4 separate regions of the Homo sapiens genome follow, and all the other regions are linked to region 3. The links are chromatin contacts, found by Hi-C or POLR2A ChIA-PET in ENCODE. All regions are on one chromosome and are shown on one strand. The core of a region is the stretch at or near the end of the contact, and the rest is flanking DNA. Distances in the headings are between cores, read along the strand shown. Region 1 has its middle 31 kb from the start of LINC02421. Region 2 holds the start of DYRK2 (dual specificity tyrosine phosphorylation regulated kinase 2). Region 3 holds the start of RAP1B (RAP1B, member of RAS oncogene family). Region 4 has its middle 53 kb from the start of IFNG-AS1.

The links. Hi-C counts contacts between places; a loop is a spot of excess contacts on that map. ChIA-PET counts read pairs that join two places held with the same protein, here RNA polymerase II (POLR2A). Pooled maps may share reads with other maps.
Region 1: a loop to region 3 is called in a pooled map, with 7 times the contacts of the local background. The contact joins the enhancer-like site here to the promoter of RAP1B in region 3. A Hi-C loop is called at or near these places in 2 of 37 single-sample maps with no recorded cell type and 6 of 50 pooled maps. POLR2A ChIA-PET finds 5 or more read pairs at or near these places in 1 of 52 experiments (T-cell).
Region 2: a map of CD8-positive, alpha-beta T cell shows a loop between it and region 3 (6-fold over the local background). The contact joins the promoter of DYRK2 here to the promoter of RAP1B in region 3. A Hi-C loop is called at or near these places in 2 of 168 maps with a recorded cell type or tissue (CD8-positive, alpha-beta T cell and naive thymus-derived CD4-positive, alpha-beta T cell), 2 of 37 single-sample maps with no recorded cell type and 13 of 50 pooled maps. POLR2A ChIA-PET finds 5 or more read pairs at or near these places in 1 of 52 experiments (CD4-positive, alpha-beta T cell).
Region 4: a pooled map shows a loop between it and region 3 (5-fold over the local background). The contact joins the enhancer-like site here to the promoter of RAP1B in region 3. A Hi-C loop is called at or near these places in 2 of 37 single-sample maps with no recorded cell type and 9 of 50 pooled maps. POLR2A ChIA-PET finds 5 or more read pairs at or near these places in 2 of 52 experiments (PC-9 and Panc1).

What each region holds. Positions count from the first base shown.
Region 1 is chr12:67,694,676-67,701,512 of GRCh38, forward strand. No RefSeq gene overlaps it. Among named protein-coding and RNA genes, the nearest start is that of LINC02421, 31 kb to the right of the region's middle. Within about 2 kb of position 4,221, at least 7 of the 41 ENCODE cell types and tissues checked have a DNase peak (open chromatin) inside an H3K27ac peak, as active enhancers do.
Region 2 is chr12:67,646,683-67,653,856 of GRCh38, forward strand. It overlaps DYRK2 (dual specificity tyrosine phosphorylation regulated kinase 2), which reads left to right and starts at 2,063. Exons shown (of 3, transcript NM_006482.3): 1 at 2,063-2,500; 2 at 3,115-3,263. The coding sequence starts at 2,452. RefSeq lists silencers at 1,726-1,835, 1,936-2,235, 2,246-2,905, 3,066-3,455 and an enhancer at 4,536-4,585.
Region 3 is chr12:68,607,595-68,614,668 of GRCh38, forward strand. It overlaps RAP1B (RAP1B, member of RAS oncogene family), which reads left to right and starts at 3,305. Exons shown (of 8, transcript NM_001010942.3): 1 at 3,305-3,449. RefSeq lists a silencer at 3,162-3,621.
Region 4 is chr12:68,039,357-68,045,677 of GRCh38, forward strand. No RefSeq gene overlaps it. Among named protein-coding and RNA genes, the nearest start is that of IFNG-AS1, 53 kb to the left of the region's middle. RefSeq lists an enhancer at 2,851-3,100. Within about 2 kb of position 3,120, at least 4 of the 41 ENCODE cell types and tissues checked have a DNase peak (open chromatin) inside an H3K27ac peak, as active enhancers do.

The DNA of each region.
Region 1 (6,837 bases), core at 2,971-5,470, 910 kb before region 3:
AAGATGTCCCTTTAGGCTCATCCCAATTCATGTAATAAATTGAGTCCCAGTGCATAATCTTACAGTCAGCTGCTTTTAAAATGAATTCTAAACTCAATTGAGTTTCCATTCAAGAGGCATTTCCTATTCCTACTTTTATCTTCCCCTGTCAGAAAATGCAGAGCTGCTTCTAGTTTCCTGTCCTCCTGGGATGCTGCTGCTGCTGCTGATGATGATGACAATTATAATAAGAAGGTAGTTAATATTTACTAAGTAAATTAGTGCTGGCATTGTGCTAGGTATTTAGTGCAATCTCTCTTTTAATCCTGACAATGTGCCATAAGGCAGATGTCAAACCCCAATTTTACATAGAGGGAAATAGGCTCAAAGTGGGGACTTACTCCAGGTCACACAGCCAGTAGGTGGACTATCTGAGATTTGAAACCAGGTCAATCCAACCCCAAATGCCACGCTCTTTATCCCTGTGGTTAGACACATGAAACTATCACCTTTCTTTCCCTTTTCTTATTCCTCCTCCCCCATCTTACTGGTTTTGCTTTCCTTTCCAGCCCCTTCCAATTCTTTTATCTTTTTTCCTTCCTCTCTTACACAAAGGTTTAATTTGCCTTCCCCATAGTAGGCACTTAATAGAAAGTTGTTGAAATAGTTGTGTTGCCAATTTATTGAACAGTCTAAATTTATGCTTCCATATTGATGGTCATTGGATCCCTTCAACCACCTCTGTAAGGAAAGCTAGGTGTTATTCCTATTTCATGCATCAGAAAATTAAACATAGACAATGAAAGAATAACAGACATGTAGGGTCAACTCGTTTTATCGGAATGAGGGGTTAAAGCCATTGAACAGGTCATGCCCTAATAGACTCTTGAAAACCTGAAAAAGCAAGCGATTGATCTGCCTCATTTAGAATAAATGCCCGAGTCCTTTCCATGGTCTGAGCCTCTTCCTTTTTGTCCTTTTTATATTCTCAGCCTCCGGGCCCCAGGCTGTTTCTCCCATAGGCAAGCTTTTACCTCAGGGTTCTGCTCTACCCCTATTGTCTCCACCTGGAGCTCTCTCCCTCAGAAGTCAACAAGGCTCTCTCTCTCTCTCACCTCTTTCAAGTCTTTGCTCAAATGTCTCCTTAGTGAGGGCTTCCTTGGCTACTGTATTTAAGGCTTCCATGGCTACCATAACTAGGCTACTCAGTTCCTATAGGATTCCCTTTCCCCTTTCCTGTTTTACTTTTCTCCGTAGAACTTTCCACTTGTTAAATTAATATCATTATTTAAAATTTTCTGAATTTAAAGAATGTTTGCTCCATTAGGACAGGAATTTTGCCTGTTTTCTTTACTAGTATACAGTAGGTACTCAATAAATTTTCACGGAATGGATGAATGAATAAATGCAGATTTTCATTCATTCATTTATTCAAGAGACATTGACCACACAGGAGATGAGCTGCCTGTCCTCCTGCCTGCTTTGTTTGAACACCTCAAGGAGGAAGGCTAATAAAAGTCCAATGCCAAATATGAAAATAAATATTGCAGTCAGATGTTGAGTAATAAAAAGTAGTGTAAAATTGCTGTCTTAATCGCTATGCCATTGGAGAAGCCCAGTTTAAGACAAGGAAAGATCTGTAAGACAGGGTCAGCCAGGGAAAGATAGGAAAGGAATTCTAGAGACAGAATCCTTCCCCTCTGCTCCAGCCCAAGATGCTGCCTCCTGTTTTCTGAGAAATAAGAAGGCAGGTCTATTCCTGTTATCTTGGGACTCAGCAGGGCAGCCCTGTTCTTTAACAAGACAATCTTTCAATTTATGTGACTTGCATATTTTAGAATAAATTCTGTTAATATGCAAGCACTAATACTGTAATACAATCATTTCTACTTCCTGCCAGTGTTTTATGTCTAAGGCGGCAGCTCAGTGCAGAAAGAAATTTAGGTAGGCAAGGGAATAACACTGCTTTCCCTTCATGCTCAACAATGTGCCACCTGACATGGGATTCTTTTCAGTTCATTTGTTTGTAATTTAAACCAATTCCTGTCTCAGCATTGGCTCATGCCTGTAATCCCAGCACTTTGGGAGGCCGAGGTGGGAGGATCACTTGAGCCCAGGAGTTTGACACTAGCCTGGACAACATAAGGAGGCCTTGTCACTACAAAAATAAAAATAAATAAATAAAATAAAATTAGCCGGGTGTGATGGTGCATGCCTGTGATCTCAGCTACTTGGCAGGCTGAGATGGGAGGATCACTCAAGCCCAAGAGATAGAGGCTGCAGTGAGCTGTAATTGTGTCATTGCACTCCAGCCTGGGCAACAGAGCAAGACCCTGTCTCAAGAAAGATACAGTAAAATAAACAAACAAATTTTTGACTGGGAAATGTCTGTTAAAACATCAGGAAGACTCCCAAATTAAGGAAAGGACTATCACCATCAACCTCAAATTGAAAATTAAATCATTTTTCAATGTCTTGAAAAATCATACAGAATCTCTACAAGTCTTGGCTTTGCCTTAATAATAGTCAGTACACTGGCCAACGATGGCACCAAGATTAAAGGAGGAGGTGAGTCTGGAAACACATGAACTTGACCTTCTACAATCGATTTCCTGTGAGGGAGACTCTGGACATGGGCAAAGCTTTAAGCCAAAGATCTGTGATGCTCAAGGCTCATCCAGGCATTGGCAGTGTATTCAATGTATAAAAAAAATTCTTTTATTTCCAATGACCTGTTTTATGTTAATTTTATTGTGATGTAGAAAAATAACTAGTGTGTCCTTCAACTTACTTGCCAAAACCTACTCTTTTAAATATTTTCTCAGGAGAAAAGTCATTTTAATTTTAACTTAAAAAAAAAAAAACCACAACTTTTCAGGTAAATTGCCAAACAGATGTTTAGTGCTTAGAGTCTCAGGGCAGCCTTTGTGTTGTGGTTGCAAACATACCTATCTTCTAGATCAGAGGTCAGGAAACTACATCTCTGTGTCACAAACACGACTGCCGTGTGTTTTTGTAAATAAAGTTTAGGATAACCACAGTCATTCATTGCATATTGTCCACTGTCTACTGTCTACATATATTGTGTACTGTCTCTGGGTGCCTTCCCTGCTATGGCAGAGTTGAGTAGTTGAGATAGAGACAGCATAGCCCACAAAGCTTAAGATATTTGCTCTCTAGCCCTTGACAAAGAAGTTTGCCAACTCCTAATCTAGTAGAGGCAAATTTCTGTTATAAAGTCTGTACTTATGTTTACTCATGAATGCATCCATTCTTTTAGAATAACATGGATCATAGTGTACATAATAAACTGTTCCAAAATGGCAATATGGTTTAGTGACCATATATTATTGTCACCATTTCCCTTATTATGTTAACTTCTATTAGATGAAAATGCTATTCTGTAAAACAGAATTATGAAACAGTATACACAGCACAGTGTGAGAGTCAATGGCAAGACATTGCACACAATGAAACCCAGTGAAATGTGAAGAGGCTAACCGGGAAGTCTCCGTAAGTGCATATATTTCACAGCTGTGGTGCTAAGAGACAGATTGCTTGGAATGCCATGAGTAGACAAAGCCAAACAAAAATGAGAGCATGAGGAAATTTTTCTGGTGAAAACAATTTTTCCTTACAAATTTGAAATATTTTCCCTTTTATGTTATATTCTTTTTTTCCCCTTTTGAAGTAACATGGCTTCATCCTCTGCCAAATGTATTCCTTCCCACCCCTACCCCACTTTTGGTTTCTTCAATAAATAAAAATTGATTCCTTCACCTCGTTCACATGGACAGTTTCACAAGCTTATAGTGCATGTTGAAAGAAGTGTTGGATTGATTTTTTTTCAGTAGATGAAAACAGTAAAATTGTTAAACTGCATTAAAAAATTTTCCATATAATTGAAGGTGAAGGCATCAATAAGCAAAGCACTTTTAAGGCAATACTAAGGTTCTCAGCCTTTGGACTGTATTGCTTTTCTTCTCCCCATCACGGGGAATGAGATCCATTCTTGGCTGTTTAGTATTCTGTAATGAAAGGAAAAGTCACTCCCACATTTTTTGGGGTAGAGAAGGGGTTGTTAGTCAGCAGGACTATCAAACAACAGTAGTCATTGCTGTTGCCTGGGCTTTTGAGGGGACCAAAGGAGACCAAACCGAAAGGTTCTGTAAAGTCTGTCTAAGTGAAAGATGTTGCTGTTATCATCTGATTTAGTCATCGAAACCTCCTAAGAACCTCTACAGAGGTTTGAGATGGGGAAGGAAGGAAGTGAAAGTAAAATCAAGCATTTCTGTGACTATTTAAAGCCACCCTAGCAATAAGCCTTGCATGGTAAAGAGTTGAAATTGAATGAGGCTTTCAGTTTTCTGTGGGTTTCACTGATTCACATTAGCCCAAGGGCTTTTTGTGTCTCCCCATGTAGCAGTAGTTACACCCCTGGTTGGCATGAGATAAAATCCTGCCGTGCACACAGAAACCAACTTCTTAGGCATTAGTCAGGGTCTCTCTGAAGTAGAAGTGCCTGAGCCACTTCCGTTTTTTTATTTTTAATACTCATGATGTGTTAGAAAGTGAAGAAATGCCAAGACAGACTTACAAACACTGTGGTATACTTTTTAATGTTTATGTTTAAGAAATTAGTAGTCTTAACACATGCATTTAAGTAAGTGCAATGTAATTATTTTGCTTTTCAAAAGATTTCAACATAAAGAAGCATTTCTACAGGGTATACTATAGGCAGTGGGACCCAAGTTTAAGGTTGTGTGAGGGACAACTCCCTCCAGTCAGACGAGTGAAAGTTACTGCACATATAATCTCACTTGGGGATGATGTCAAATGTCCATGTCTGCGACCCTGTCTAAACTAGGAGGCTGGGCTAAAAGGCTCCCTTGCCCTCCTTCTCCCAGCTCCCCCCACCCACTGCCACCACTGAGACCAGATCGTAAGTACACAATTATGCCTGTGTGGGGAAGTGGGGAGGAGAAACACAAGGTATGATGGAGAGGTCCATTATGTACTCTTACACAAATATTTTTCAAGTGCATACTATGTGCAGAGGTAAGAAGATAGTACCATAGTTAAACTCATACTTAGGGTTTAAATCCTGGCAGTGTTATTCCCTACTTGAGTTATAAAACTTCTCTAAGCCTTAATTTTCTCATCAGTTAGCTCATTTGTGAGGTGCTTCATTAGTTGTTATGAGGATTAAATGACTTACCCACATAAAGTTATCTGAACAGCACCACCTTGCACTGTGAGCAAGCAGTATAAAAGTTCTTGACCTCAGGGAGCTTAATTTCCATCTCCCTCACTGCATTTTGCTCTCAGCTCTCCTGTCTGCAAGCTGGTCTACCTGAAACAACTGCCTTGCAATATCAAAAGATATCTGATAAAACGGGTAAATATAGCTCCACTGATGAGGACAAAAAAAAATCAGCTGTATTAAGGAAATTCTCTTAAAAAGTCATTAATCTTCCATTCAACAAGCAACAATGTGTGTTAGACACTGTTCGGGGAATGCTGATATTGTAGTGAACAAACCAGGTGTGGTTCTGTACTCATGGGTGGGAAAGATATTGGATACATACATTGTTCTGCACAATGTAAACATTTTGTTGCAGTATGAAGTGCATACAGAAAGTGCACAAATAAGTGCACAGCTCAACTCATTTTCATGAAACGAATGCACACATATAATTAGTACCCAGTCCAATAATCGGAATCTTACCAGAACCCCAGATGCCTTCTTGTGCCTCCTTCCACTCACAGTCACTTCCAAGGGTAAATATTATACTCATTTCTGTTAGGTTGGTCCAAAAGTAATTGCGGCATTTACCATTAAAGTAATGTGCAGTTTTCCTGCACACATTACTTTAATGACAAAAACCACAATTACTTTTGCACCAACCTAATAAAAGTCAGTATAGTATTCACTGCCAGGATTCAAACTCTAAAGTAATGGCAAAAGCCGCAATTACTTTTGCACCAAAATAATACAACCACAGATTACTTTTTCCTGTTGTAAAACTTTATGAAAAAGGAATCCTGACGTACTCTTTTGTAATGGGCTTTTTTTTTTCACTCAACATTATGTTTGTGAGAGTCATCCTTTTTTTGTATGTAGCTATAGTTTATTTATTCTCATTCTTGCATATTGTTCTCCTATATTGTATGAATTTACCATGATTTTTGTATCCATTCTATTGTTGATGGACATTTGGGTTGTGTCCAGTTTGGGAATATTACAAATACTGCTTATGTTACTATTAATGCTGTTAACATTCTTGTTCATGCCATTTGTTAGATATACATATGTATTTCTGTTGGGCATATTTTTAGGAGTGGAGTTGCTGAGTATAAGGTATGGGTATGTTCAGTTTTAGTAGATACTGTCAAACAGCTTTCCAAAGTAGTTGTAACAATTTACACTCTGGTCAGCAGAATAAGAGAGTTCTGGTTGCTTTATATTGTCTGTCTTTTTCATTTTAGTCATTTTGGAGGGTATGTTGTAGTTTTTGCATTATGATTAAAAACATTTTTTTTTTCAGAGACAGGGACTTGTTCTGTTTCTCAGGCTGGAGTGCAGTGGTGTGATCATAGCTCACAGCAGCCTCGAGCTCCTTGGTTCAGGCCACCTCAGCCTCCTGAGTTACTGGGACTGCAGTCCTCCCAGCTCAACCTCTCCTGAGTCACTGGGATTTTTCCATCTTAATTTTCATCTGTGCTTTCCTAATGACTAATGGAGTGCCTTTTCATATGTTTATTTTCTGTTTGAACATCTTCTCTCATACAGTATCTATTCTGACATTTGCCCATTTTTCTATCGAGTTATTTTCCTGTATCTCATTGATTTGAAGG
Region 2 (7,174 bases), core at 813-3,312, 960 kb before region 3:
TGGAAATCGTAAACTATGGCTTCCAGTAACTAGCATTTATTTTATTCATGAGAAAACAGTGGCATATTTAGCTTCTACTGAAGTATTGTACGAATAACTTAAGCAAAAAGGGGTGTCATATTATATTAAAATTGATTTTTTTGTTTCATTTTTTTATTTGAACATCAGTTGTATGGAGTACTCATTTTAAAAAGGAAAATGGTATGAAAATAATTGTTTTGAAAGGAGAAAAAAGAGGTGTGAGCTTTCTTGAAAGTGTAAGGAAAGTAGTGTGATGGAAGTCATAGTGAAATCAGACTGGGAGTCAGAAAACCGGTTCTAGTGTCATCTCTGCTACTTAGTAGCCCTTTTCTTTTAGTCGATTCTAAACACTAAATATGCTTCCGCATGTGGATTTAAATGTGATGGTCGCCAGTGACAAGCATAGGGGGATATTTCTTGCTAGGGTCAGTTCAGGTCATGATTCCTCTAAAGGCATATTATTGGATTATTTTACTGTGGGTCTACTTTATTAGGAGAAGGCCCCGAAAGGGTGTTTTGTTTTGTTTTGTTTTGTTTTGTTTTGTTTGGAGGGACGTAATACTAGGGAAAATTCTTTTTGTCACAGGTTCCCTCTCCCAGTGACCCTAACTTGGAGGCCTCTTTAGGAGTCCCAGAGACTCTGAGAGGGTCACACTGTACCTTGAAACAGTTTTTGGCGTTTGTATAAAGCTGCGGATGCGCTCTGTAGGAGGTTGCTATGACAATTTGCAAACAGTAGAGTGGATGAAACTCCGCAGGAGGTGGCTCCCTTCCGACTGGAGTCTGCACTAGTTCGGGCCTGCACAGTAGGTCCAGCCAGGAGCCAGAGATACTCGGGCGGGGCAGAGCATAATGGACCCCTGGCCCCAAGAGAACTTCAGAAACTAGGCACCTCTCGAGAAGGAAGTGCATGGCATAACTCTGCCCCGTCATCCGGGATTTGTCGGGCTTTCCCACCCCACCTCCTCTCACAGTTGAAGTGGCAAAACCTGTGACCTTTGAACAGAGGCGCACTGTGTGCCACGCACGACGAGGCGCGGATGTGAGACGGGAAAGCAATTTTTTTTTGGTCTTCAAGGAAAAGAGAGGTTGTATATGGCGAATAAAAAAGGCAGGGAAATTCTCCACGTGTCTTGGAAGGGAAGGGGGAAAGAGATGTGTCGGGTGGGGTGAGAGGAATTCGAGGTGTCGCTCCCTCACCGCAGAGCTGAAAGGAAGGTGTGTCTCTCCCAGTGGCCGCGCAGGGGAAAGGCTCGGAGTTGTAAGGAAATAGGAGATGTCTCTGATGTTTATTTTTGCCTAGCAACCCACAGCCAACTGCTTCCCCAGCTGCCGTCCACACGCGCCTCTCTGCCTCCCCTTGTCCTAGCGACTGGCGAGCGGTCACTTGGTGTCAGTAAACCGGGGAGGGTGTGTGGTGGAGGTGGGAGGGCAGCCCCCTCTTTCGCCCCTGCTCAGGGTCAACGAGCTCAGCGGCCGCCCCTCCCGGGACTTGCCTCTCCGAGGTGACCCTCGCACAACTAAGTTATCTACATGATGAATTGGGGAGAGGGGAGTGGCTAAGTCGCTGGGACCAAGAATGGGGGGACGGGGAAGCAGTACTGTCTGTGAGCAGCCATTCAGTTCGAAGAGCTGAAAATGCATTTATGTTTAGGGGTGCGCATGGCAGGGGAGGGGTCTCTGCGGCGCTTTCGGCCGGAGGGCAGCAGCGGTAGGTTGAGCTGTAGGGCAGAGAAGGGGCGCCGCGGGGCCGGGGAGGGGAAAAGGTCGCCGGAGTGGAGCCGAGGGAAGCAGTGCAGATGGCCGGAGGGGGCGGAGGAGGGCGAGCGGAGGCCGCCGAGTTTTCCGGGGAGCGGAGGGGCGGCTGCGCGCAAACCGGGGGACTGAGAGGAGCCGGGCGGGAGGTTGGGTGGGGGTGGGGTGTGCGTGGCCGCGGCCGGGGGAGCCGGGGGCGGGGCCTGCGGCGGCGGAGGAGGGCGGCGGAGGGCGGCGGGGGCGGGGCCGCGCGCCGGCGCCTGTGTGTGAGTGCGCGGGGGCGCGCGCGCGCGGGCCCGGGAGAGGCTCCCGAGCCAGGCGGTCTTCGGTCCTCGCAGCGCTTCCAGCTCCCCGCGCCCCTATGTGAGGGAGACGGGGAGGCCCGCGGCGCGCAGGGGAGGGCGAGGCATGTGCACGGGCCGGAGGGTGCTGCAGCCGCCCGAGGAAGAGGAGGACGGCGGCGAGGAGGAGAGCGGGGGGCTCGCGGCGGCGGGCCCCGGCCGAGGGGATGCAGTGGACTGTGTGTGTCTGGCTGTAGCAGACGCGAGGCGGCGACGAGGCGCCGGGGACCCGCGCGAGGGGCGGCCGGGAGGCGGCGGCGGCGGCCGCCAGAAGTAGCAGCAGGACCGGCGGCGGCGACGGCAGCCCTGAAATGCATTTTCCTCTCCAGCGGCCATGTTAACCAGGAAACCTTCGGCCGCCGCTCCCGCCGCCTACCCGACCGGTAAGGAGGCCGTGCCGCCGCGCCGCATCCCCGGACCCCCGCCGGCCCTGGGCAGCCCCTGTGGCGCGGGCGGCCGCTGCCTGCGGGACCTCGAACAAAGTCGGCGGCGCGGCGCGGGGGAGCCCCCGGGCGGACGACGCGCCCCGGGCTCCATGCAGGGTTGTGCGCGGCCCCGAAGGCCCCTCCGCGGGGAGCCCTCGGCCCGAAGAGGCTTCTGCCTGCCGGGGGCCCGGGCGGGGACCGTCCAGGCCTGCCGCCCCGCCCTGCGCTGCCCGGGGCTTGGCGTGGCCGTGGCTCCCTGCTCAGCTGTCCAAACCCACCTCCCGGCTGCTGGCCGTCTGCAACGTGGGCCGCCTAGCCCCGGCGCGGCCCGGCTCCCCCGCCGGGTCGCGAACTCGCGCGCCAGGGCCCCACTTAACTTTGCAGCTGCCCGCGCCCCGCCCGTGGGTGTGCGCTGGGGAGCCGTGACCCGAACGCCCGTTTTTACTGCCCCGGTCTCTTCCTCCGTCTTTCTTTGGAAGAGGGTTGTCGCTGCCCAGCGGGGTTGGAGGGGGGGTCTGGGTGACTTTCTCCCCCCTGACCCTCTTTTGTCTCCTCCCGCACGTGGCTTCCAGGCCGAGGTGGGGACAGCGCCGTTCGTCAGCTTCAGGCTTCCCCGGGGCTCGGTGCAGGGGCCACCCGGAGCGGAGTGGGGACTGGCCCGCCCTCCCCCATCGCCCTGCCGCCTCTCCGGGCCAGCAACGCTGCCGCCGCAGCCCACACGGTGAGACCCAGCCCGCGGGCGGCCCGGGCGGTGGGGGCGGGAGGGGCCCCAGGCCGAAGCACCCGGACTTGGAGGGGTCTGACGCCGGGAGAAGAGGGGTCGAGATACAAGCAGCCCCACGCCTCGGGCCGATGGTCTCTCGTCGACGCCGCCCTGGTTAAGTTGGGCGAGCCCAAAGCTGCAGCCACAAAGGAAGATTCGTGGCGTGGGCCCCTTACTTCCCCTCCAGAGCTCGCCCACCCATGACCTCCTCTTCCTAGGAACTTCCTCCTTGCTGCTTTCCTTCTTTCCTCATTTTTCGTCCTTGCATCCCAGAGTTCCCTTCCCTGACCCGGTAAACATCTCTGTCCTTCCCCCACCTCCCCGTGGGTAGTGGGTATTTATAGAAACAGATACGTGTTAGGGGACAGCCAGACCGGCCTGCCCGGAAAATCGATCCCCCAAAGAGCCTCCCAGGCCTGGCTCCAGCCAGCAGGGAGCATCGCCAATTGTCCCCCGCGTGTGTAAGCATGTTTTATGAGTGCTACAGGTTTGAGCACAGCAGAAATTGTAATCAACATTAACAAAAATAAGGGCCGCCGCAGCAGTCAAAACAAGCCACCCCTGTAGGATTCTGCAGTTGGACATTATTCAAAAGGAAAGGGCAAGCGTTGCTTTGGAGGTGGGAAAGAAAAAGCACCTAACAGGTGCTGTGGTCTCTGGGAGGGGAGAGGCCAGCGTGGGACTGGTTGCTGGTGGCTGCGGAGACTGGCAAGCTGGATTCGACTAAAGCATGTACCTTTTCTCAGCTCCCAGGGATCACCCTTGGATGGTGATGGCCAGCCTGGAGGAGGTCTGCACTTGGAGGAGGTGATGGTTTGGAGGTCTTTTTTTCCCAATTGGATTTTCCACAGGAACAGCCTAAGATGGTTCTGTGTGAGGGAGGCTTGCTAGGGATTGGTTTTATTTGCTAAGTGAAAGTTGAGTTCTTGAAGAAAAGGCCATCTCCGGTCTACAGGGGAGTAGCTCTGGGGACATATGTTATGGGGAAACTTGTTTGTCAGAGAACTGTGAGGGGATGTCTAGACTGTAGTTGCACCTGTTAGACTTGGAGAGATGTGTGCAAGTTTCGTAGGAAAATGTTTTGTTGCTGTTACTATCTTCCCCCTCCCTCTGTCTGTCTCTCTATCCTGACACATCTGGTCCCAGGGGCTGGGAATTCATTGCACAGAGGTTAACTAACCTGTGTTGGACTGTGGATGGTATAGTAGGATGGATGATTCTGTATATTACTGTTAAGTGTTCTTGTCACAGTGATATTTAAGGGACTGCCATTGATTTTAGGGGTTTGGATTTTTTTGTTTGGGATCATCTGACAATTTGGAAAATATAATACCCAGTTTTTTGCTATGTGTTGATGTAATCACATGACATGGTGTGAGCTGGAAAAAGAACTATTTGGTTTGCATGTGGATTCCAATTTTGTAAGGATGGGCTTTGCTTGATCAGAGCCTCTTTGCAATTGAAATACATGTAATGAAAGTAGATGAAACGACAAGTCTCCACTGGAGGGAGAGCCTGTGGTGCACCAGAAAAGGAAGGATGCGAATGTGCTTCTCAGTACTCCTCATAATGGAGGCCTGTATTTTGCTGTGGCATATGCCAGATTTACTTGTTTTTAACGTGTGTGTAAACTTCGGTATGCTGTTAATTATTAGATGCTTGACTTTGAAGGTGTGAATTTGGGTTTCGATGGTGGTTTAGTTTTGATTTTATTTCTATAACATAGCAGATTTCATAGTACAGGAAAGGTTACAAGGACCACAGAGTTTATCTGGTTCTATTCTTTCAATTTATAGATGAGGAAACAGACTCAGACAAGGTAACTGGTTTCATCAAGATTCCCCAGCCAGTTCATATCAAGGCCAGAGTGAAAGCCTACATCCTCCTGCATCTAGTTTTAATATACTGATGGAGACTGCTAATTCTAGGAAATTGTACTAGCCTCATTATAAATGCAAGAACCTTTGTAGATCCATATTCCCATATGTCTGTCAGATTTTTATAAATTTTTAGTTATTATTTCCAGAGTAATTACACCTAGGAAGAACTTCTAGAATGAATGGGGGGCGGGAGGGCATTAAGGAGATAAAAATGATCTTGTCATAGGAGCTTGCCCACATTTTCTCTTACAGGTGATATAGTAGGCAGGTTAAATATATGATTATAAAGATTATAAACTTTGGAATTTATCTAGACCATTGCCCTTTTGTTTTATATCTCCATGTATAAGTTGTTTTACACTTTAGTTATTTCTGTTTGTGTGAGAGAGAGAAGTGTGCCCAATCACTGTCTTACTTCCTATTATTTTTCTATTAATGTTAATTGGTAGTTATTAATAGAAGTATTTTTAAATTCAAAAATATTAAAATATGTATAACTTTTGTAACTGTTTTACTATGTAAAACACTCCAGTTATCAGTTTTACCTTTATAAAATAATTCAAATTGAAATACACATTTTAAAAAATGGCAGTATTTTGAAGAAGAAAAAGTAGACATTTTTCTTTCTGACAGGGCCACACAGACTGTCAGAATGTTTGAGGAGGAGCTAAAATTCCAGTCTTTTTGGACTCAATTCTATTACCATAATACTATACAGCATTTCTAAGATGACTTCAGAAAAGTTTTTAAACGCCCAAGACTATTATCACAGTGGAATATCTGCTGTTTGCCATTTTCTTATTGGAAGAAATGAAAACTACCAAACTGGTTAGACTATTGTTTTTATATAATATTTAATACCAAAGTACTTGATGATCAAAGAAGCCTTTGCAGGTCTCTCAATTCGAACCCATAAATTGTAGCTATTTTAACAATTGTATTATGTTTTTATTTTTTGTTTTGTTTTGTTTTGTTTTTTTGAGACGGAGTCTCACTCTGTTGCCCAGGCTGGAGTGCAGTGGCTCCATCTCGGCTCACTGCAACCTCCGCCTCCGGGGTTCAAGCGATTCTCTTGCCTTAGCCACCCAAGTAGCTGGGATTACAGGCACCCGCCACCATGCCTGGCTAATTTTTGTATTTTTAGTAGAGATGGGGTTTCACCATGTTGGCCAGGTTGGTTATGAACTCCTGACCTCAAATGATCCACCTGCCTCAGCCTCCCAAAGTGCTGGGATTACAGGATTGAGCCCCTGTGCCCGGCCTCAGTATGTATTTTTAAATGTGACACACACTGTGCTATACATTGGCATATCGGAATAAGCCATGATCTCAGACTTCAAGAGGCTGAGCTGGAGGGAGAGGTTTTTAGTATCCTTAAGTTTATGATGTAGTCTTGACATACGTATTCTGGAAATGTTCTGGCATTTCTAGTCCCTCAGCACCCCCACCCTGCTCTCTGCCCCATTTTTTATAAGTCAGTTAATTGTGCTTTTGAGCTTGATTGTGATTTTAGAGTCCTGCAATGTTTGAGATTCAAAGTCTTCTTTTGCTAGAGCTTCTCAAATGAATCTCTAACATCTGGAAAGCTTTTAAGATTGCATGTGTTGCTTTTAGGTGTTTGGTTGATGTGTTTGTTGCAAGTGTTTTATACATGGTTTGATTGATGTGTCTGCTACAGGTACTTTATGCTTGGAGGTCCTTGGCCTCCAAGTCTGTGCGGATCCACTGCAAGCCTAACGTCTTGTGACTTAGGTCACCAGGGACGTTTCTTAATTCCCTGGGCCTTGACTTCATGTTTCCTTATGAAGGTACACAATGTAGTTCTCAGGAACAACTCCAAGAGAGGCAAGAGTTAACAAGGAGGATCTATTGGCATGTGTTCTTCCATCCCAAAGATATTTATTGAGGGCTTACTATATGCCTGGGTTTATGTTAATGAGGACTTGGAAACATAAGAGGGGACCCAGCCCTGGAATTGCTCACAGCCAG
Region 3 (7,074 bases), core at 2,055-4,554:
AGTTCTTCTCCCTCAACCTCCCGAGTAGCTGGGATTACAGGCATGTGCCACCATGCCCAGCTAATTTTTGTATTTTTAGTAGAGATGGGGTTTCACCATGTTGGCCAGCCTGGTCTTGAACTCCTGGCCTCAAGTGATCCGCCCGCCTCTGCCTTCCAAAGTGCTGGGATTATAGGCTACCGCGCCTGGCCAAGAAGCTCATTCTTAAGAGAAAGTAGATAAACCTTGAATAATGGGCAAGGTATTTGCAGAATGAGATGGAATGGGAAGGGGCATTCCAGGCAGAGGAAATCATTCACCTATGCACAACAGAGAGATGGGGAAGCAAATTATGTGGGCCAGATGAAAAGTCCACTGTCCATTCTGACTATAAATCAGTTTTGAGTGAAAGGAAAAAGTGAGACACAGGATTTTAATTTTATTTTGGTAGAGTGGGGAGTAATTGAAGGCTCTTTGAGGAAGGGAGTGACTTGCTTGGTATGCTTTAAGATAATCATCTGGCAACAATGTATAGAATGGATCACAGCAGGAACAGACTGGAGGCCACCAGGCTGCAAAGGTCCAGGGGATGAGTTCTGCCAAACTAAATTTGGCAACTAAAAACTAAGTATGGTCTTAGTTGAAATGGAAAAGAGGAAACACAATGAAAGACCTTGTCGAATTACTATCTAATAGATATGCCAATTGATGGATTATTCAAGAAGAGCAGAGAGCTAAGTATCAGGCTTGAAGATTGGGTAATTTAAAAGATGGTGATACAATTCACAAAGGAAGAGGAAAAGAAACTGGTTTGGTTACAAAGACGATGAGTTCAGTTTGCACACATGACCAGTGCAAATTGCCAGTGGAATATCCTGGAGAAGAAGTCAAGGAAATAAATAGGAAAGAGGCTCAAACTGAAAAGTGAGTTCAGTGTTAAGAGATGCAGATTATGGTATTCTCTGCATAGTGATAACAGTTTAATACAAATAACAATGATTTCCAGTCTAATAAGAGAAACTGTGTTTTTAATTAAATAGATTATTTTACACGTTCTCTCAAACTCTAAAAATTCTAGCTTCAATTTTCTAAAACCAATTTCTTTCTGGAAAAAAAAAATCAATTGCCCAAAGGACAAAGAGTTTTTCTAAAAAAAGAAAGAAAGAAAAAGCACAGTGTTCCCAGGTAACACTTCTGTGAGCTCAAAGTTTCAGACTTTCAGTTATCAAATTTTTATGCAATAACTGAAAAGTTAGTAAAGTCAAATTTATTTGTAATTCACTCATTCATTGAGAAGTTACAGTAATTCCAACGGACTGCTCTGAAATTTGCCTTTGAAACTTTTATTTAAAAAGGTTTTCTAAAGAATGGATGTTAAGTGTTCTCATAAAAAAATGCTAACTCAAGGCCAGGCGCGGTGGCTCACGCATGTAATCCCAGCACTTCGGGAGGCCCAGGCGGGCGGATCACCTGAGGTCGGGAGTTCCAGACCAGCCTGACCAACATGGAGAAACCCCGTCTCTACTAAAAATACAAAATTAGCCGGGCGTGGTGGCGCATGCCTGTAATCCCAGCTAGTCGGGAGGCTGAGGCAGGAGAATCGCTTGAACCCGAGGGTGGGAGGTGGGGGCGGAGGTTGCAGTGAGCCGAGATCACGCCATTGCCTTCCAGCCTGGGCAACAAGAGCGAAACTCTGTCTCAAAAAAGAAAAAAAAAATGCTAACTCAGCCGGCGCGGTGAGTCACGCCTGTAATCCCAGCACTTTGGGGGGCCCAGGCGAGCGCATCACCTGAGGTCAGGAATTCGAGACCAGCCTGGCCAACATGGCGAAATCCCCTTTCTACTAAAAATTAGCTGGGCGTGGTGGCACGCGCCCGTCATCCCAGCTACTCGGGAGGCTGAGACAGGAGAATCTCTTGAACCTGAGAAGCAGAAATTCCAGTGAGCCGAGATCATGCCACTGCACTCTAGCCTGGGTGACAGAGCAAGACTCTCAAAAAAAAAGGTAACTCTGTGAGGTAATGTAACAATGTATACATTACTTCAAACGATCATGTTGTATACACAATAAATGCAGACAATAAACAATTTTTAAAAAGATATTTTTCTAAGGAAATAGAAATTATCGAAATAGGTAATCTACTCAATTAACCTAAATTGTAAAACATTATAAAACACAGAGAACTGTTATAATTCATTCTCATCTATTCATTTAACTTAGGTTAGCTTAGTTTTCAATCACTACATATTCTTAAACGGAGTGAAATTAGTCACATTCCATTTATCTTCCAAATTTATCAACGTTTATTAAGATTTATTTCAAGAATAATTTGTACAGGGCCTAATTAAATTATGAACCAAGAAAGTTAGTCTTAAATGACCCCTCAATCCCTTTTCCCTGCACTTTGCTCTCTTAATCTCCTCGCCCATCAAAACTGCTTCAAGAAAAAGTTCTGATAAATTTCTTGTACTAAGGGTAAGTAAGAATGGTAAATTCCCGTGTTAAGTTCCCGCCCTTTTTGGAACGAGGCATTTTGGAACAGAAAGTGTTTTCTGGTGCCCTGAAGTCACACGATAAACCTACTTGCCTATGGGTAATCCTGTGAAGTGAATAAAGCGTCCAGGACATGCATTTAAATACGCAATTTATTTTAGTTATATAAATGGCGTTGGTTTAGGTGCAGGGTACAAACTTATTTAGAAATCATCGATTTGTTAACTGCGTTTGGCATGGGAATTTGGAAAGAGTTCGCCCGGGTTAAGACACCAATGGATAAAACACTTGTCAATCCAGGAGAAAAGGCATCTCAAGAATGGAAAGACTTGCTGGCCCAGGCTCCCTCGGGGAGCTCTAGGTGTAGAAAATGCGCGCTCTCCGTTACTTCTCGGTTACTTTGCCCAGCACAAAGGACGACGCGAATACCAACAGACTGGACGAGTCGGTGACTACAGTTTGCATTAAGAGGCGGCGCCTTTTGGGTTTCGGAGGGTTCCACTGGAACCCACGAGGGTCAGGAACACCGACGCGCGGATTCCGCCCACCAGACAGCCTGGGGAAGCGAGCCTGAAGGCGCGGCGCAGCTAGAGAGAAGAACCTCGGCAGACATGCCGCCCAGAGGCAGCTAAGGGGCCCGTGGGCAGGGCCTGCGCTCCGGCTGCGATGCAGGCCGGCTAGAGGCCGGCGCCGAGGACCCGGCGCGCGGCGGCCCCGCCCCCTCGGCTCCCCTCGCCCCGCCCCCTAGGCCCGCCCCTTCCCGGGCCGCGCACCCGCGCGCCCCGCCCGCGGGCGGAAGCTGGAGCGAGGCTGAACGCCTGACGTCAAGGCGACATCGCCAAACCTCGCCCAGATTCAGGCGTGTAAACCAGCCGGAGCGGCGCGGCAGCGGCAGGACCGCCGTGGCGCCTAGAGTAGCGACCCGGGGGGAGCGCGGGGCGACGCTGGCTGCAGGGACCCGGTGACAGCGTGAGAGGTTCGCAGAGTGAGTGCGTGGCCGCTGAGGGAAGCCGCGGCGGCGGCCGCGCGGGGCCGGGCGCCGGCTGAGGGGAGCGGGTGGGGTGCGGCGAGGCGCGGGCCGGGCGCGGCGGTCAGGGGCCCCGGCGGCGGCAGCCCCTCGGCGCGCGGCAGGTGGCGCGAGGGCCAGGCGCCGGGCCCGCGAGCGCGCTGCCTTGCGGGCCGGCGAGGAGGAGCAGCCGCCGCCGCCGCGGGAGAACAGCGCGCTTTGCGGAAGGGGTCAAATGTCTGAAATATGGCGGAGGAAGTGAGAGCCCGAGGACCCCCCCACCCGCCCGCTCTCTTCAGCCCGCGTCCGCCGCAGCTTCTCCCGCCGCCCTCCTTTCCCCGCCGGCTCCCCCGAAGACTCGCTCCCCGCCCCGAGCCCCCTCGCTTGTCGCCTGGGTTCCCTCCGTGGTATGGGTGGAAGTTAGAACGGAAACCAGAAAGTTGTCCTTTGCGAAGACCTAGCTTCTCCCAGCCCCGAGCTAGGGCGAGGAGCCTTCGGGGGAAACCACTCCCAGGCGCCCCGCGGGCTTGAGCCTGACAGCGAAAAAGTTTGCCTGAAACGGGGCTTGCTTGCTCCATTTGTTGCGGGAAGTGGCAGGAGGAAGGCAGCGGAGAGAGCCCCACTTAGTCTGGCAGCAGCCACCGTGTAGAGAAAAACTGTTAAAGGGGCCTTTCCCTTCGTCAGCAAGAGGAAATCTCTTTCTCTTAGAGGGAGAGAAAATCCAGGAAGTTTGTCCTCTTCTCTTTTTCGCCATCTCGAGGTGTCTAATCCTAAAACTATCAGCGCCATGAATTTTATTTAAAACTACGCCCAGTGAACCGGGCTCTCCGGATTTTTCTTCTGAAAAACACTGATGTCTTTTGGAGAAAAGATCATTTTTGCAAGTTAAAGCAGATGGTTTCCTTCCCCTTCGCTTTCCCCCCTCTCCCACTCTCTTTAATAGTTTAGAAAAACATTTTGGCCCTGTAACTTCTGATTGGTATGAATAGAAGCAGTTCTGTGTTGCAGTAAGGGGAAATCACATTTTTACGGGGTAGAAAGTTGACACTAAATGAAGATTGTGATTTTAGTATTTTAAAATTAATTCCGTCTAATTGGATTTTGGTTTTGCAGGCAGCATCTCATATATGTCGAGTACTTAACAATTTAAAGCTCTGACTTGTAAATTTATTTTTCAGCTCTCTTTTTTCGTAATTAGAATACTGTTTGGACTTGCTCAACAAGACCTTATCTTAACAAAAAGTAACTTATAGAAAAGGGAGACATTCATTTAACTTCAAGCCCATATTATTCTTAAAAGCTGACTCTTGAAATAGTATTTATTGAGTCATAGTGGAGTCATGGGACTTTTTAAGGGCCGGAAGGGACTATTTAGATCATCCAGTCCCACCCTGTCATTTTATGGAGGAGGAAACTGAGGCCTAGATAAGATAACCAGTTAGTGGGTCCACTGACCTTTAGGACAGTAGTCTATCCGTAAGAGACAACATGGAGAAAGAAATACAACGTTTTTATAGTGAATTATCATCTTACAAAGAATATTCTTCCCATATCGCACTTTTAAAAAGTGGGTACCTTAGTCAAATAGGAGAAAAAACCACTTGAGTAGTTTCATCCTCAGGTTTTAGGTGAGGAAACTGATACTCAGATTAAATAACTTTAAGCACACAGAGCCTGAATGATAGTCTTATTTGAGCTCATCTGTGCTTTTAATGTGTACTACGTTAGGTGTTTTCACTTGCATTTCCTTTAGTCTTATTTGAGCTCATCTGTGCTTTTAATGTGTACTACGTTAGGTGTTTTCACTTGCATTTCCTTGTTTGACGTTGACAATAAATCGTGAAGCTGCCTTATCTAAGGAAGTCCTAAAGTAAATCATTGGAACACATGTAGCCAGTTTGTTGTTTTTAATATGCCAGGTATCAAAATATAACTGAAGAACCAATGCTAAACTGACTTAATTTTAAAATGTTGTATGGGGCATGAAAATGATTGCTCTGGCTGGGCGTGGTGGTTTACGCCTGTAATCCCAGCACTTTGGGAGGCCGAGCCGAGGAAGGCGGATCATTTGAGGTGAAGAGTTCGAGAACAGCCTGGGCAACATGGTGAAACCCCGTCTTTACTAAAAATACAAAACATAGCCGGGTGTAGTGGCACGCGCCTGCAATCCCAGCTATTCGGGAGGCTGAGGCACGAGAATATGAACCTGGGAGGTTCACATTGAATGAACCAGCTTGAACCTGGGAGGCGGAGGGTGCAGTGAGCCGAGACTGCACTACTGTACTGCAGCCTGGGTGACAGAGCTAGACCTGTCTTAAAAAAAAAAAAAAAAAAAGGAGATAAGAAAATGATTGCTCTGCTCTCTTTTACATTCTCCCCTCACCCACGACCGCGTGAAAGTCATCTCTCTTACCTTCTATGACACGCATTACTTCCTGCCTCCTGTTACCATTTTATATTATTTATTCCATTGAATTGTGAACTCCAACCACAAGATATATATTGTTTTGTATGCCTTAACGCACTGGCATGGTGCCTTGCAATAGACATTCAACACCAGTTAAATGTAAGTACCATGAGGGTAGGGACTTAATCCATTTCATTCTTCACAGTAATCTTCCTAGCGCGTTGCCTGGGCACAGTGTAGCGCGTTGCCTGGGCACAGTGTAATGGTTAGCGTTTGAATTTAGGGATTAATGGTAATGAACATTCAAAGAGAGGATATTTGAAGAGAACAGTGTAATCCTTTAAAAAGAAACATTTACATATTGGCTTTGGAATCCCTTTTACTTGACAAATTAATTTTCGTTTTATCCTCAATCCTTTTCAGAATTCCAATATTTTCTCTTAGCTGTATAAAGGTAAAGTGACCCCCTCCCATAATAAAGAGCTACCATGTAAGGAGGGTATAGCAAAGAATTAATTATTAAAATAACTAGATCCATTTTTGTAAGGATCCTTTCAATTGTATCTTCCTATCTAATTCAAGATTGGTGGAAGGTCTATGCAAAGATTGATAACATGGTAACTGATTAGACATGTTATTTTAAATGCAGTCCAAGATTTGGATGAAAAGCTCACGTTCAGGTTTTTTTTGCCTTTTGTTGTAGGTACTCGATAAATATTTATTGAGGTAGTGAAACTAATCTGAAATTGGATCTGATACAGAGAATTTGACCGATTTTACAAGGTGTCCATTTACTTTTTCCCCATAAGTATTGTTTAAATAGGCTGTTTTATTATCGACTATCACACAGATCTTACTGATTTGCCTCATTTCCTTAAAGATGTAAAATAACTGTGTTTCTCTGTATGTTTGTGTTGCTAAAGAGGAGGTTGGGTATTGATCTGCAGTTTCTAGATTTGACTGGCACTAGGAGTAATTTAGCATTTATGAATTAGCTATTTACTGCTGTTTTATAGCAGTGATGTCACGTGTTCACTCTATAGAAAAGTTAGGTAAAGATTGGTCTGTCTTAAACTTTCTGAGACATAGGTTGTGACTAAAAATATGCCCTGGGTTTTCTTCCCCCTCCTGTCATTATTGAGGACTCCATGGTCTAAGAGATTAGGCTGAAGTTTTTGTTAGCCTTTT
Region 4 (6,321 bases), core at 1,870-4,369, 570 kb before region 3:
CCTATTCAACTTGCGCAGCTTTTATGTGGTTTACATATAAAGCTTCTGTTTAAGATTGTGTTGTCTGGGCGCGGTGGCTCCTGCCTGTAATCCCAGCACTTTGGAAGGCCGAGGCGGGCAGATCACGAGGTCAGGAGATCGAGACCATCCTGGCTAACACAGTGAAACCCCGTATCAACTAAAAACATAAAAAATTAGCCGGGCGCGGTGGCGGGCGCCTGTAGTCCCAGCTACTCCGGAGGCTAAGGCAGGAGAATGGCGTGAACCCGGGAGGCGGAGCTTGCAGTGAGCCGAGATAGCGCCACTGCACTCCGGCCTGGGCGAAAGAGCGAGACTCCGTCTCAAAAAAAAGATTGTGTTTACAGGGTTCCACTGCACATCTCATCCAGGTTTTGAAAAATATTTAGATTTTAGGAGTTGCATTCTACTCTAAGTAACAACTCCAAACCTGCACCATATTTATTGGGTGACTTTAGGCCACAGTACCATTTTGTACAGTAAGGTATCTTCTTATGAAACAGAGAAGATATGCTTACTTCCTTACAGGATAAATAATGTGATGCTGAATAAGATAAACCTAAAGTTACTAAGAGACAAACACTGTATATTAAGTGTTATAACCACACATCAGAAGACCATTTTAGACTGTGGTTTCAGGGTGCTAGAATATTCGAACCCTGTTTGCTTAGCTGACTAATCTAACTTTTTGGTAAGACTGGTTATATTTTTTTCTGTATAGAGAAGAGGTGATGAGAGAAAGTATTCTTTAGTTTATTCATTCACAATTTTTTAAAAAGGTCACTCTGGTTACCGCATGGAGAGCAGAACTGGTGGGGAATCTGTTCATGCCTGGGGAGGCCATTTAGGCACCTGCTGCCGTCATCAAGGCAAAAGATAAATACCTAAGTTTAAAAGCAAATTTATTTTTACAAGGTATAGATGTAAACAAGTCTCATATGCATGCCCAATAGATCTACTTTGTCCTACCAAAGGAGAAGGAGGATAATGCAGATATAAACTCTAGAACAAGACTGCCTTGGTTCAAATTCCAGCTTTGTCATTGTAGGACCTTGCCTAGACAAATTACTTAATTTTTTAATCTCTGTTGTCTCATCTTTAAAAGGAGGCTAATAGTAGTATCTGCCTTATAGGATTGTCAAGAATAAAGGAGTAAGTATATATGAAGTGTTTAGAATAGTTCCTTCCAGTCAATCAATGGTAACTTTTTTTTTTTCCCCCAAGCATAAAGGATCTAAATGGGGCAATGTGGCTAATGGCCCCTAGAGGGCAGCAGAGGAATAAGAACAGAGTGGACGACAGGTTCAGAGAAAGATGTCCTGTCTGATGGAAAAACGGGGAGAAGGGCACTGTGAATCATACAAAATGGAGACTGAGCTCAGGGCCATTTATAGCCTGCTTTGGGGACGTTTTCTAATAGTTCAAATCACTTTGTAGACAAAAATCAAGGACTGGAATAAGTGTAGTAATGAGAAGGATCCAGTCATGCATCTGAGAGCATACGTCCAATAAACCTCACTCAAAAGCTAGCAAGAAAATCTTGACTGTTGGCAGGAAGCATAGCTGATACTGAGGGCTGGGGCCTGGGTGCCTTTCCACTTGGCCCTTTCCATGCGACCTGGGCTTCCTCACAGCATGGTAGCTGGGTTACAGCATGAGTGTCCCAGTGAAATCAGGCAGCAGTGGGATCACGTTTTAATGACTCAGAAAAGACATGTATCACTTCTGCCATATTTTAATAGTTAAAAGTCTAACAAAAGCCCTCTTAGTTCCAAGGGGATAGGACACAGACTCCAACTCTTGATGAGGGAGTAGCAAGTTTCTGGAAAACTATATTAACAGGAAATACTGTAGTCATTTCCATAAAATACAATCGGTCACAAAGTGCTTTCCTAGAAGTTCATACTGGATTCTTTCTGCCTCATTTTCACATACAAAGCATCAGCAAATCCTGACAGACTGGGCTGCAAAATACATCCCAAACCTGATCTGATCTCACCATCTCCACTGCTCCCACCCTCGTCCAACCCAACATGTTTCTCTACCTGGATCACAGCAAAGTCTACTGAGAGGTTCCTCATCTCCAATTTAAAACCCCATAATCTACTATTTATAGGGCAGCCAGTGAGAACTTTGAAAAAATGTAAGTCTAAGCCTATCATCACTGCTCATCTTAGAACTATCCAATGGCTTTCAATTATGCTTAGAATAAAAGCTAAACTCCTAATGGTGGCCCACAAGAACCTCCATATTTTGGCCCTATTTATCTGTCTCATTTCATCTTCAGGCTTCTTTCCACCACACTCTGACCTTCTTCCTCTCACTTTAGCTCCTGGGTATGTTTTCAACTCAGGCACCTCTGATCCCAAATCTCTTCATATTACACTGTTCCATGATTCAAATCTGCTTGAACCTTCCCAGACCACTCAATATAAATGAGCATCAGTCCCATCACCGTCTATTCCTTAACCCTCCTTTATTTTCCTTAATGTACTTATCACTGTCTGAACTTACACTGTGTATGCATTTGAGTCCTTGTTCATAGTCTGCGTCTCCCTCTAGAATATTAACACTTTATGGGCAGGGCTTTGTTTACTGCTTTATTAACAGTGCTTAGGTCCACTCAATAGTTAAGTTGAATATTGAATAAAGAATAAAAGAAGAAACAAAACAAACAGTATAGCCTTTCAAATCAGTGGTGGTGTAAACGAAGATCTATTATCACTGTCATGAAAACATGTTTGTGTTCTTTACTAGATCTGGGCTATCCTTTCTTAGTGTCCTGTGGTTTCATGGACTAGTTTAGGAATGGTTGGTTGTTTCTAATGTGTAGCACTTAAGAAACTTTCAGCTTGAGCCTAAGTGTTTCCAGTGCTGAGGTTCAGTCATGTCTGGGCATGTTTGGTGAGGTGGTGGTGACAGGCCTCAAATAATTCAATTCTAATGAAATATTTGGCTTTAAGTGGATGAGGAGGAAAGGTACTGTGGCTTTGGCGTGGGTGTAGTTGGGGGTAGGTATAGAGGAGAGGAAGAGAACCCGAGGACAGCGATGTTCAAGTGAACATGTTATCACTCGTCTGGGCTTCTCAACACAATTGAACACACTTCCTATATTTGGAGAATTCCCCACCTCCTCTGCAGCCAGTACACTGGTCTGTGACACAGACCCAGACAATCACGTGCACCTCAGCAAGTTTTCTAATCACAAGCATGTATTGCAAAGAAACAAGTGCCACCTAGAGCCCACTCTGGTGAGAATGGCAGCTGGTGAATTCAGTTACTAGAGGGAGGGATGGCTAAGGTCACACCACGAGCTAGTACCAGCAGGAGTCTGTGCCTGGTGGAGTCAGCAGTTATTCCCACCTGGTCTGTTCTTTACTGTGACTCTGAGAATTGGTGCTGGCTGGGAAGCCTCCCAGCCTGCTTTCCGGCCTCCTGGGAAATCTTATATTCTTTAATAAATTCCTTTTCTGCTACTACTAGATTTTAATTGGTGACAACTGAGAACTCTGACAGAAAAAGATGGGGTGTTTAATTCCAGTCTACTTCACTGATTAGGCCTGACACCTAGGGAGAAAAGATGTAGAAGCCAAAATGTCAGGAATTATTTTAATAAGCAATTTTGTAAGACTTGGAGTTTGAACAGCGGTACTTTGCTCCCCAGGCAACAAAGTTCTGCATCAAGCTGGAAAATGAACACTTGCCCACTTTTCCCTGAAATACAGCAGGGTCCTGGCTCCATGGAAGCTCTGGTGAAATCGTCTTCAAACATCTTTTAGAAGGCTGAATACTTTTCCATTGAGATACACAGGACCCTTTATAAAACAGATGAAAATGGACTGCTTTGGTCAACGTGACACTTGGAGCCCCTAAAGCCAGGATGGCCTCATAAACCCCTCAGTGGTGAGGCTCAGTGGCAGTGCCTGGCTGCAGGCTCCCCAAGTCTGTGACACCCAGCAGGAGAGGGACAATCTCCTGAGACGACACCTGAGAGATGCATGCCAGGAAGGTAGCAGGTGCCATATGAGCAGATTTATCTCTGAGCATATGCCCTGATGGCTCCAAAAAGGCTGGTGGGGAGGCAACTTTGCAAGGACTTTGGGCTTTGTTTCAGGAATGAAGACAATTAACCACAGGATTTGAATATTCTGTAATTAATGTATTTTCTAACATAATCTAGTGAAGCCTGGGGAATTTTTAGTTGCATACCTCTTTACTCAACTATGTCTTAGCAGTGGTACATTATGCATATTCAAGTCATTGAAGTTGCCTAAACTTTAGTAAACTTGCTTATTCATTCTGTTGCTCATTAATTTCTCCCAGCCTTGTGGGAGAGCAACTAAAGTTAATCATCACTACCTCTCCACCTGGCTCTCCAAGGGTTGTCAGTGCCTATCCCCCACCCTTCATTCATCTCTCAACACCTCCCAGAGAGCTCCGGACATCTCTGGCATAATGTTCTGATCCAATATTTGCCTATTGGACTTCATGTCCTCACATCATTTTAGCTGCCTTTGTTAACCAAATTCCCGTAGGTATTTTATATATAAAAGGCATGAGCTTCAGGAGATGAGTGAGAATCTAATGCTTGATGATCTGTCATTGTCTCCCATCACCCCCAGATGGGACCATCTAGTTGCAGGAAAACAAGCTCAGGAGGCTGGGCGAAGTGGCTCACGCCTGTAATCCCAGCACTTTGGGAGGCCGAGGCTGGCGGATCACTTGAGGTCAGGAGCTCGAGACCAGCCTGGCCAACATGGTGAAACCCCGTCTCTACCAAAAATACAAAAATTAGCCAAGTGTGGTGGCAGGCATCTGTAATCCCAGCTACTTGGGAGGCTGAGGCAGGAGAATTGCTTGAATCTGGGAGGCAGGGGTTGCAGTGAGCCGAGATCGTGCCGCTGCACTCTGGCCTGAGTGACGGAGCGAGACTCCATCAAAAACAGAAAACAAACAAAAAAAAAACCAAGCTCAGGGCTGCCACTGATTCTACATTATAAGTTGCATAATTATTTCATTATATATTACAATGTAGTACTAGAATAAAGTACACAATTAATGTAATGCACTTGAATCATCCTAAAACCATCCCTACTGCACAGTCCATGGAAAAATTGTCTTCCAGAAAACCAGTCCCTGGCGCCAAAAAGGTTGGGGACCACTGAGTTAAAGAAGGCTGTAACCTAGACAAAGGCTGGAAATTAGACAAAGATGTGAGATCAGGCCAGGGTATACTATACTCTAAATGCAGACATTAAAAATGAAGCAGTTTGTACCTCGGCCAGGAAGACTTTTATATGATTCCTTCAGTAGTTGAAAGTGGTAAGCTGATGAGCCACATTTCAAAAGCAAATGGTCTGGGAGACACTTAAAGAAGTGAGTGTGAGGACAGCACTAGAACTCTTACGGCTCCCCACTGCCTTATCACCAAGTCCAAACTCTATATCAAGGCATGATCCAGCTCCTGCCTACTGCTTCAACATTCCTTTAAAAATAAAATATCCCAATTATCCTGATTTGATCATTATGCATGATATGAATGTATCAAAATAGCAAATGTACCCTTCCAAATATGTACATCTATTATGTATCAATAATAAAATGTTTCTTACACATAACCAGGCACTAGCCACAAAAAATAATAATAATAATAATAATGCGGTTTCTCGACTGCAGCAGGCTCATTACTCATTCTTGTGTTTCCATAATTTGTATTCTTAATTCGTAAAGACCTTTTCTACTATTTCTTCTCCTGGAGAACTCCTGCTTTTCAAAATTGGGATGCTCAAACATCCCAATGTCTCTCCTCCCTAAGGTCTCCGTCTGACTGGATTAGGTGCTGCTGGTCTGCACCTCTAAGCACCCTTCCTGTGATTTCCCCATCATCATGTTGGTGAGACAGCACGGTAGCTATCAGTAGCTTGATTGTTTCTCCTTTAATTGTAAGATTCTTTTATTATTATTATTATTATTATTATTATACTTTAAGTTCCAGGGTACATGTGCACAAAGTGCAGGTTTGTTACATAGGTATACATGTGCCATGTTGGTTTGCTGCACCCATCAACTCATCATTTATATTAGGTGTTTCTCCTAATGCTATCCCTTCCCCAGCCCCCCACCCACCAATAGGCCTGGTGTGTAATGTTCCCTGCCCTGTGTCCAAGTGATCTCATTGTTCAATTTCCACCTATGAGTGAGAACATGTGGCGTTTGGTTTTCTGTCCTTGTGATAGTTTGCTTAGAATAATGGTTTCCAACTTCATCCATGTCCCTGCAAAGGACACGAACTCATCCTTTTTT